Linked DNA regions of Homo sapiens: region 2 is linked to region 1. Evidence: read pairs that join two places in POLR2A ChIA-PET (ENCODE). Cell type or tissue: GM12878. All regions are shown on one strand. Each heading gives the region's core, and the rest is flanking DNA. Links, peaks and the distances in the headings are about the cores only.

Region 1 (4,396 bases), core at 315-4,314:
ACTCCAGCCTGGCAGCCTGGGGGACAAGAGCGAGACTTCGTCTCAAAAAAAAAAAAAAAAGAAATAAAGAAAGAAAATTACCTAAATTTAAAGCAGAGTTGATATAGTGACTAGGAAGTCAGTGACATATGTGACATATCTGTGAACATTAAAGATATCCCAGACAGATGAGGCACATAAAAATATAGACAAAAATTTTTTCAATCCATATATAATAGTATGTTTCATCGTTGTTTAATGTTGTGGCTTTTTTTTTCCTTTGTATTTTTCTTTTTGCTTATCTTTTAATAAATAATTTTTTTAATTTTTCTTTTTGAGACAGAGTTTCACTTTGTCACTCAGGCTAGAGTGCAGTGGCATGATCACGGGTCACTGCAGCCCCAACTTCCTGGCTTAAGCAATCCTACAACCTCCCTCAGCCTCTCGAGCCCTACTAAATTTTTAATTTTTTGTAGAGATGGTGTCTCCCTTGTGTTGCCCAGACTGGTTTCAAACTCCTAGGCTCAAGCAGTCTTCCCACTTCAGCCTCTCAAAGTGCTGTAATTACAGGCATGAACCACCACACCTGACCTCAATAAAATTTTGTGGCATTTTAGCAGAGGATCATGGGGTATGTAATGGAAAGAACATGGATCTGATGCCAGAAACCCTAGGTTTGTGTCCAAGCTCCATGCTTACTAACTCTGTGACCTGAGTCTGAAGTTACTGAGTCACTAGTAGGGGTACTAGTAGCCTTCTTTTTTTTTTTTTTATTGAGACGGAGTCTCACTCTGTGGCCCAGGGTGAAGTGCAATGGCATGGTCTCGGCTCACTGCAACCTCCACTTCCTGGGTTCAAGTGATTCTCGTGCCTCCAGCCTCCCAAGTAGCTGGGATTACAGGCATGCACCACCATGCCAGGCTAATTTTTGTATTTTTAGTAGAGATGGGGTTTCACCATGTTGGTCAGGCTAGTCTTGAACTCTTGACCTCAGGTGATCCACCCACCTCAGCCTCCTAAAGTGCTGGGATTACAGGCCTGAGCCACCATGCCTGGCCACTAATAACCTTCTCAATGGATGGCTATGAGGATTAAATGGGATAATATATGTGAACATTCTTTGTTACTGTGAGGTATTTTTTAAAATGCTATAAGATCTCTTTCAGCCTTCATCAGAGTTCCAGTTTTGTGGTAATTCAGATTCCTCATTTATTTAGTGGGAAGGATAACTATGACTGAATAATAGGTCATGAGTTCTCTGCTGACAGATGCTTGTTTTATATCCCATTGCACTTCACATGGAGCTGACATAGGCACCCAATAAATATTTGTGGGATTAAAGGGGGGCTGGTGAAAACAGTACCATTTTTCTCCCTGAATAAAGCACAAAAGAAGGTGACTATTGCTGAGTGACTGCTCTTCACGCAGAAATATACTATAATCAGTTTTCATGCTTATTTTATTTAATGTAAAATTTAAAAGCCCATAAACTGTTAACATGATATGATTAGTTAATGGGCTGTCTCTAAAATATATCTGAATTTAGATTACCAGATTGGCCAGTCAATTATAGTTTCTTTTTCTCATTTCCAGTAAAATGTTTATGGATTTTATTTATTAATAAAATTGTCTTCCTGTCTTATAAGGTTAGGAGAATAACTCTTCCTATAGAAATAGAATGTCAAGGTCAGGTGTGGTGGTGCATGCCTGTAGTCCCAACTACTCGGGAGGCTAAAGCAGAAAGATTGCTTGGGCTCAAGAGTTCAAGACCATCCTTGGCAGTATAGTGAGACCTCATCTCTAAAAAAATAAAAAAATAGAAAGTTGCCAGTGGGGCCAAGCGCAGTGGCTCATGCCTGTAATCCCAGCACTTTTGGAGGCCAAGGCGGGCAGATCACGAGGTCAGGAGTTCGAGACCAGCCTGACCAACATGGTGAAACCTGTCTCTACTAAAACTACAAAAATTAGCTGGCGTGTGCCTGTAATCCCAGCTACTCAGGAGGATGAGGCGGGAGAATCAATTGAACCCAGGAGGTGGAGGTTGCAGTGAGCTGAGATCACATCATTGCACTTCAGCCTGGGCAACAGAGCAAGACACTGTCTCCAAAAAAAAAAAAAAATAGCCAGTGTACTGAAAAAGTTTATTTATAGAGCTTAGCTAGGCCAGGCACAGTGGCTCATGCCTGTAATCCCAGCATTTTGGTAGGCTGAGGCGGGTGGATCACTTGAGTCCAGGAGTTTGAGACCAGCCTGGGCAACATGGCGAAACCCCATCTCTGCTAAAAATATAAAAAATTAGCCGGGCGTGATGGCATGTACCTGTAGTCCCAACTACTCAGGAGGCTAAGGTAGGAAAATCACCTGAGCCTGGGGAGGTTGAGGCTGCAGTGAGCCGTGATCGCGCAACTGCACTTCAGCCTGGGTGACAGAGCAAGGCCTTGTCTCAAAAAATAAAAATTAAAATAAAAAAAGAGCTTAGCTAATAATTCTTGGCATTATACCGACAGACATTATACTTTTCCACACCTCAGTTTTTCTGGTTATAGAAAGATAAATCTCCATTTTGTCCTTATTAAGTCAGAGAATATATAAAACATGTAGTTATTTATTTGTTTAAATCCTCTGGGACTTTACAAAGAAAATAAAACTGATAGTGAAAATTTCTCTTTTTTTTTTTTTTTGAGAAAGGGTCTTGCTCTGTTGCCCAGGCTAGAGTGCAGTGGCACAATCTTGGCTTACCGCAAACTCCGCCTCCCTGGCTCAAGCAACCCTCCTACCTCAGCCTGCCGAGTAGCTGAGACCACAGGCGAAATTCTCAGATTATTGCATATTTTGGTTAAAAACAGCTTTATAATCTATATTAGTTTTTCATTTACTTCATTTATCATATTCTTTTTTAAAAAAATTTTTCTTGTTTCTTTTCTGTGCCTATGCTTACCCACATATTGATTCTTTTTATATACCCAGGTGCTATACTTGTATTTTTACCAGGACTAGCAGAAATCAAAATGCTTTATGAACAGCTACAGTCTAATTCTCTTTTCAACAACAGACGTAGTAATCGGTAAGCTAATTGCTTTCTATATTCTTAATCATCCATTGCAGTTACCTCTAAAGATATCATCACCCTCTTTAGACCCTGGAAGAGCACCAGTCTTCGAGCATACATTTGTTTATGCCAGCTGGAAATGAGCAAACCTATTTGCTGCAGGAAATCAGTTATTCCCTTTTTATTAAAGAAAAATATTGGCCAGGCTCAGTGGCTCATGCCTGTAATCCCAGCTCTTTGGGAGGCCGAGGCGGGCGGATCACCTGAGGTCAGGAGTTGGAGACCAGCCTGACCAACGTGGAGAAACCTCATCTCTACTAAAAATACAAAATTAGCTGGGTGTGGTGGCCGGCACCTATAAACCCAGCTACTCAAGAGGCTGAGGCAGGAGAATAGCTTGAACCCGGGAGGCAGAGGTTTTGGTGAGCTGAGATCACACCATTGCGCTCCAGCCCGGGCAACAAGAGTGAAACTCCGTTTCAAAAAAATTCTCTTCACTTAGCATAGTGACTCAGCAAATTTGCATGTAATTTTAGATGTCAGAGCCCCAGATAGTGGGGGAAGGTGGGGGAAAGGCAGCATTAGTAACAACAAAGAAGTCCTACCATTATGAGAGAAAATCATCTTCAATAGTTCCTATTCCAGGAGCAAGACACACTGGGTGTGTCTTCATTTTTAAGGGGAAAACTATTTGACAAACGAACACTCCCTTAAAATGTAAGAATGAAGTTTCTGAGGTTACATCATTGTCATTGCCTGTCTTCTCTGTGTGTGTGTATGTATGTGTGTGTGTGTGTATGTGTATATATATGTATGTGTGTATATATATATATATATATATATATATATTTTTTTTTTTTTTTTTTTTTGAGACAGAGTCTCGCTCTGTGGCCCAGGCTGGAGTGCAGTGGCGTGATCTCGGCTCACTGCAACCTCCGCCTCCCAGGTTCAAGTGATTCTTCTGCCTCAGCCTCACAAGTAGCTGGGGTTACAGGCTCATCTTGTATTTAAAGGAAGAATAATTCTTTGCTGGTTAGTTTGCACTAGGCTTGTTGGTTGTAGAATATCAATTATTTATTCCTCTTCATTATTTACTACTGAATTACACTCCAACATTTTTCCCAAGTTGGTATGAGGTTTTTGGTTCCTAGAACTAAGTAAATATTTTGTAAAAATCAGAAAGGACTTTACCTTTTATTTTATTTTATTTTATTTTATTTTTCGAGACGGAGTCTCACTATTGTCGCCCAAGCTGAAGTGCAATGGCAGGATGTCAGCTCACTGCAACCTCTGCATCCTGGGCTCAAGTGATTCACCTGCCTCAGCTTCCCGAGTAACTGGGATTACAGGTGCCCACCAACACACCTG
Region 2 (4,396 bases), core at 99-4,098, 79 kb before region 1:
CCACCACACTTGGCTGCCAATAATTTCTAAAAGCTAAATGAAACAGATAATTTTCTAGGAAAACATACATTATTGAAATTTGTTTTAAAAACAGTATAAATTTTTTTATCCAGAACAACTATCTGCAGAAAATATTAAAAGAGAAGGTCAAATATCTACTCCCCAATAGGAAATGATTCAGCATAATATCACAGGAAGGTTCTATAAATAACAGTGTCTGTGTTATTTAGTCTATGCTATAGATAGAATACATGTAAATAGCTAAATTTATTCTATGAGGTTCTGAGACCAACTCTAGGATAGCCTACATAAATAAATAAAAAAATAACTATACGTATTCTAAATAAAATGTCAGAAAACAAAAATATAACACTATGATCAGCAAAAAAATAAAAATTAATGGTTATAAAACTATTAATAGAATTAATTAATCAATGTAACGCAAGAAAACAAAGAGTACAGTGTGACCCTTAGAAGCAAAATGGTAAGGAGATAAGACAATTCTCACAATATGAAGATACACAAGTGCTTAAAACTAGGATACCTCAATGAAAATGCAGCTTTCTATGCCCACAACCAAAAAAAAAAAAAAAAAAATCATCCTTGAATACATAGCAATTTAAAGTGGCAAAGGTAATAAATTAAAGAATTAAAATTAAAATAGGGGTCTGGCACAGTGACTCATGCCTGTAATCCCAGCACTTTTGGAGTCCAAGGAAGGCAGTTAGCTTTAGCCCAGAAGTTTGAGACCAGCCTGGGCAACATGGCAAAACCCTGTCTCTACAAAAAATACAAAAAAAAAAAAAAAAAAGAAATTAGCCAGTCGTGGTGGTGCACTACTGTAATTCCAGCCACTTGGAAGACTGAGGTGGGAGAATCACCTGAGCCCAGGAAGTCAAAGCTGCAGTGAGCGATGATAGAGCCACTGCACTCCAGCCTGGGCGGCAGAGTGAGACCTGGTCTAAAAAAAAAATTTTTTTTAATGAAATAAATAAAAGAATTAAAATAGGACTCTGCCACCAGACATCTCAAACAATAAGTGGCCTTATTTTGAAAATGGTCCTTGGTGCTCAAGTCAGCCCCTTACGTGACCCTTTGTCAAATATGGGTGCTGCTAGAAACAAGGTGGCTCCTGCCACTGAACCAGGTCACAAGGCCATCACCCCTCCTTAGTTAACTGCCTTCATGGCTGTCCACTCCCCAGACTGTGAGCAACTAAGGGGTATACACGGAGTTTCATTCCTCTTTCTGTCTCCAGCTCCTGGCACCATTCTCAACATACTCTCAACAAATATTTATGGAAGTGACCTGAATTCTCATGCAGCAGACTACCAGTGAAACACGCTTTTTACTACAACTTGCTTCACATCAACAATAAAGACTTAGTGGTAAATATAGAGAGTTTGGCCTGAAGATTATTTTTATTAGGAAAAAAGGCCTATTTTATTTTAACAAGCAAAGTTCCACTGGCAGAAATATATCCCCTTGTTCCCACTCCCTGGCTTGAAAAACCAAGAAAGAGCAGGCTCTCCTAGTAAATGGTCCCACACCAAAACTAACTGTAGTGATGTTCATCACGGCCAGCAACACCAAAGTGCCCAGAGCCAGTGAGAACAGGAGCAAAGCACAGAGAATAGGTAATTCCATAGCTCAGGAGCACAGAAGGCTCAGAAGTGAAATAACAAAGATCCTTCCATCCTCACTCCACTGGCATGTTAATTTTTGTTGTTGTTCACCTAAGATCAGTCAGGATAGAGTAAATTGGTAGAGTTAATATGTGTCTACATCAGTCAAGAAAAAAAGAACATCAGCATGCTGTCACACACACAAAACCAACCACTGGCCAGAGATATTTTAAGTTTAAAAATGCCTCATTGAAGACATAAAAACTTATCAAAAGTTTCAGATCAGGGCTGAAAGTCACTTCCAGGGGCTCTTCTGACTCATTTTAATACTTGACCTACTTAACTGTGTCAGAACCAGATTTCGTGAGCCTGAATGTCTCATGGCCTCTGTGTCTGGTCAGGGAAGATATTCTTCATCTCTTTTCTTATCCTGACTTGACTCTCTTTAATCTCAATCTTTCAAACAGATTCTCTCCCTGGATTCATCTGAGTGGAAGTTAAAAGCCTCCTGGAGGCCAGGCACGGTGGCTCAAGCCTATAACTTTCAGCACTTTGAGAGGCTGAGGCAAAAGAGTCATTTGAGCCCAGGAGTTCAAGACCAATCTGGGCAACATAGTGAGACCCTATCTTTACAAAAAGTTTTTTTTTTTCAATTAGCCAGGCATGTTGGCATGCACCTGTAGTCCCAGCAAGTTGAGAGGCTGAGGTGGGAGGATCACTTGAGCCCAGGAGGTCAAGGCTGCAGTGAGTCATGATAGTGCCACTGCACTCCAGCCTGGATGACAGAGTGAGACATTGTCTAAAAAAAAAAAAAAAAATCCTCCCAGAGACACTGTGCAAGAGGCAGAGAGCCCCAGTACAATGTAAATATCTACTTAAAAAGACAATAAAGTGACTGTCACTATACTTTCACTAAGTAAGTCCCAATTGATAGGAAGGAAAGACAAAGAAGGACAAGAGTGCTCTCCTGGGAAACGCTGGAGGGAAAGAACCCTGAGCTCCAGAGACAACTCCCTCCAGTCCTAGAGATGGCCCTGATTTGCAGAGGGGTACATTAACATGGAAAAACTTTAGTCCTCAGGAAATGTTCCTTCTGCTAAATCACAGGCAGTGGCAGGACTCCCAAGATCTGAACCAGGTGGCTGAGTTAGTAGTACATTGTAAAACGGATCATCAGTCACCAAAGCTTAATTTAGGTGAGAGGGGAAACCAGGTTACTGCTGCCCCTCCTGGGAGAATTTTTTTCATAGTTCAGATGAAATGACATCCAATTTGGAGCTGCCTTTGGTGCTCTCAGAACAGCTAGAAAGGAGAAAAAGAGTACAATCCATCTTCAGAATGACTATAATTTCCCACTACTGCCCAGTGAACAAAGACTCCCAGTGAGCAAAGCCTTCAAAAGTTGGAAATCATAGTCAAACCTTGAAAATGGATGAGTTCAGTTAGAAAAATGGTCCACAGCCCGTGCATACTTGACAGGGGTCAGCGATGGTCCCTGGGTACTAAAACCACAGCACTTTCCCCTACAGAACTAGTCCACTCACAGGCCTTAGGCATTCCTACCTGGGGATCTCGGTCCTACAACCCTCTGCTCTCTGTCAACCAAGTTTTGCTCAACCCTCAAAGGGCAACTCATGTCTTATACCCTTCATGAAGCCTGCTTTGGCCATTCTCCTCAATTGTCATCTGTCAACTCTCCTCACCTAAACCAAGGATCATCTTTTTTTGAGACAGGGGGTCTCATTCTGTCACCCAGGCAGTGGTGCAATCATGGCTCACTGCAGCCTTGACCTCCCAGGCTCAAGCAATCTTCCCACCTCAGCTGCCTGAGTAGCTGCCACCAGACCCAGACCTTTTTTTTTTTTTTTTTTTTGTAGATACAGGGTTTCACCATGTTGCCCAGGCTGGTCTCAAGCTCCTGTGCTCGAGCGATCCTCCTGCCCTGGCCTCCCAAAATCCTGGGATTATTACAGGCATGAGCCACTGCACCCAGCCGAGTCTCATCTTATAACCGATTATTATCACAAAGTCCAGCAGCAGAAGCCTAGATATGGGAAAGAGTCAACATTTTTGTTGATCAATGAAAAGTGTAAATTCATCATTAGTTTGATTATTTCTTTTATAATTCCAGCTTACCTCATACATGCCCTCCCTAGAGCTAAGGCATACTGAACCCCACAAATTAGTACATTTTTACCACATCTGAAAAGTTTGGAACAATGAGAAAAGGGCTAGAGACATTCCATAAGGAGACCAGAACATGCTGGGGCTGGTTTTGCTAAGAAGCTATTTTTTGATTCCTCAATCTATTGTTGCATTATTTCAATTTCCTTGTTTGGAACAAGTTGGGACAGGAATAAGTTAATAAAAAAAGAAGAGAAGTGTTCCATCCCCCTACCTCCAAACTGAATTACATACTTCTCCTTTGTCCCAGATAGTTAGATAGCAATCCTGTTCTTCAGAATTTTTTTCTTTTTTTTTTTTTTTTTTGAGACAGAGTCTTGCTCTGTCACCCAGGCTGGAGTGCGGTGGCACAATCTTGGCTCAATCTTGGCACAATCTTGGCTCCACCTCCTAGGTATTTTTTTGTAGACGTGGAGTTTCACCATGTTTCCCAGGTCATGTTGCCCTGATCTCGAACTCCTGGGCACAAGTGATTTGGCCACCTGGTCCTCCCAAAGTGTTGGGATTACAGGCATGAGCCACCACACCTGGCTTCTTCAGCATTTTTTAAAGTATGTGAGGAAAGACACTGAACAACCTCACTTGAA

The links. Peaks named below come from ENCODE experiments on the same cell type or tissue, not always from the same donor. Only the 100,000 strongest peaks of a DNase experiment are listed, where the experiment ranks them.
Region 2: POLR2A ChIA-PET joins it to region 1 with 5 read pairs; 4 of 35 experiments call an interaction of 5 or more read pairs at or near these places.

The regions. Positions count from the first base shown.
Region 1 is chr2:38,826,987-38,831,382 of GRCh38, reverse strand. DHX57 (DExH-box helicase 57) reads left to right here. Exons shown (of 24, transcript NM_198963.3): 14 at 2,947-3,043. Among named protein-coding and RNA genes, the nearest start is that of DHX57, 47 kb to the left of the region's middle. RefSeq lists an enhancer at 3,402-3,696. In GM12878, for the core only: no CTCF peak of the experiment used is centred there; no DNase peak of the experiment used is centred there.
Region 2 is chr2:38,905,908-38,910,303 of GRCh38, reverse strand. The region is part of intron 2 of ARHGEF33 (Rho guanine nucleotide exchange factor 33); the gene reads right to left. Among named protein-coding and RNA genes, the nearest start is that of ARHGEF33, 18 kb to the right of the region's middle. In GM12878, for the core only: no CTCF peak of the experiment used is centred there; a DNase peak (open chromatin) is centred at 1,913; H3K4me3 peaks cover 854 bases; H3K27ac peaks cover 1,038 bases.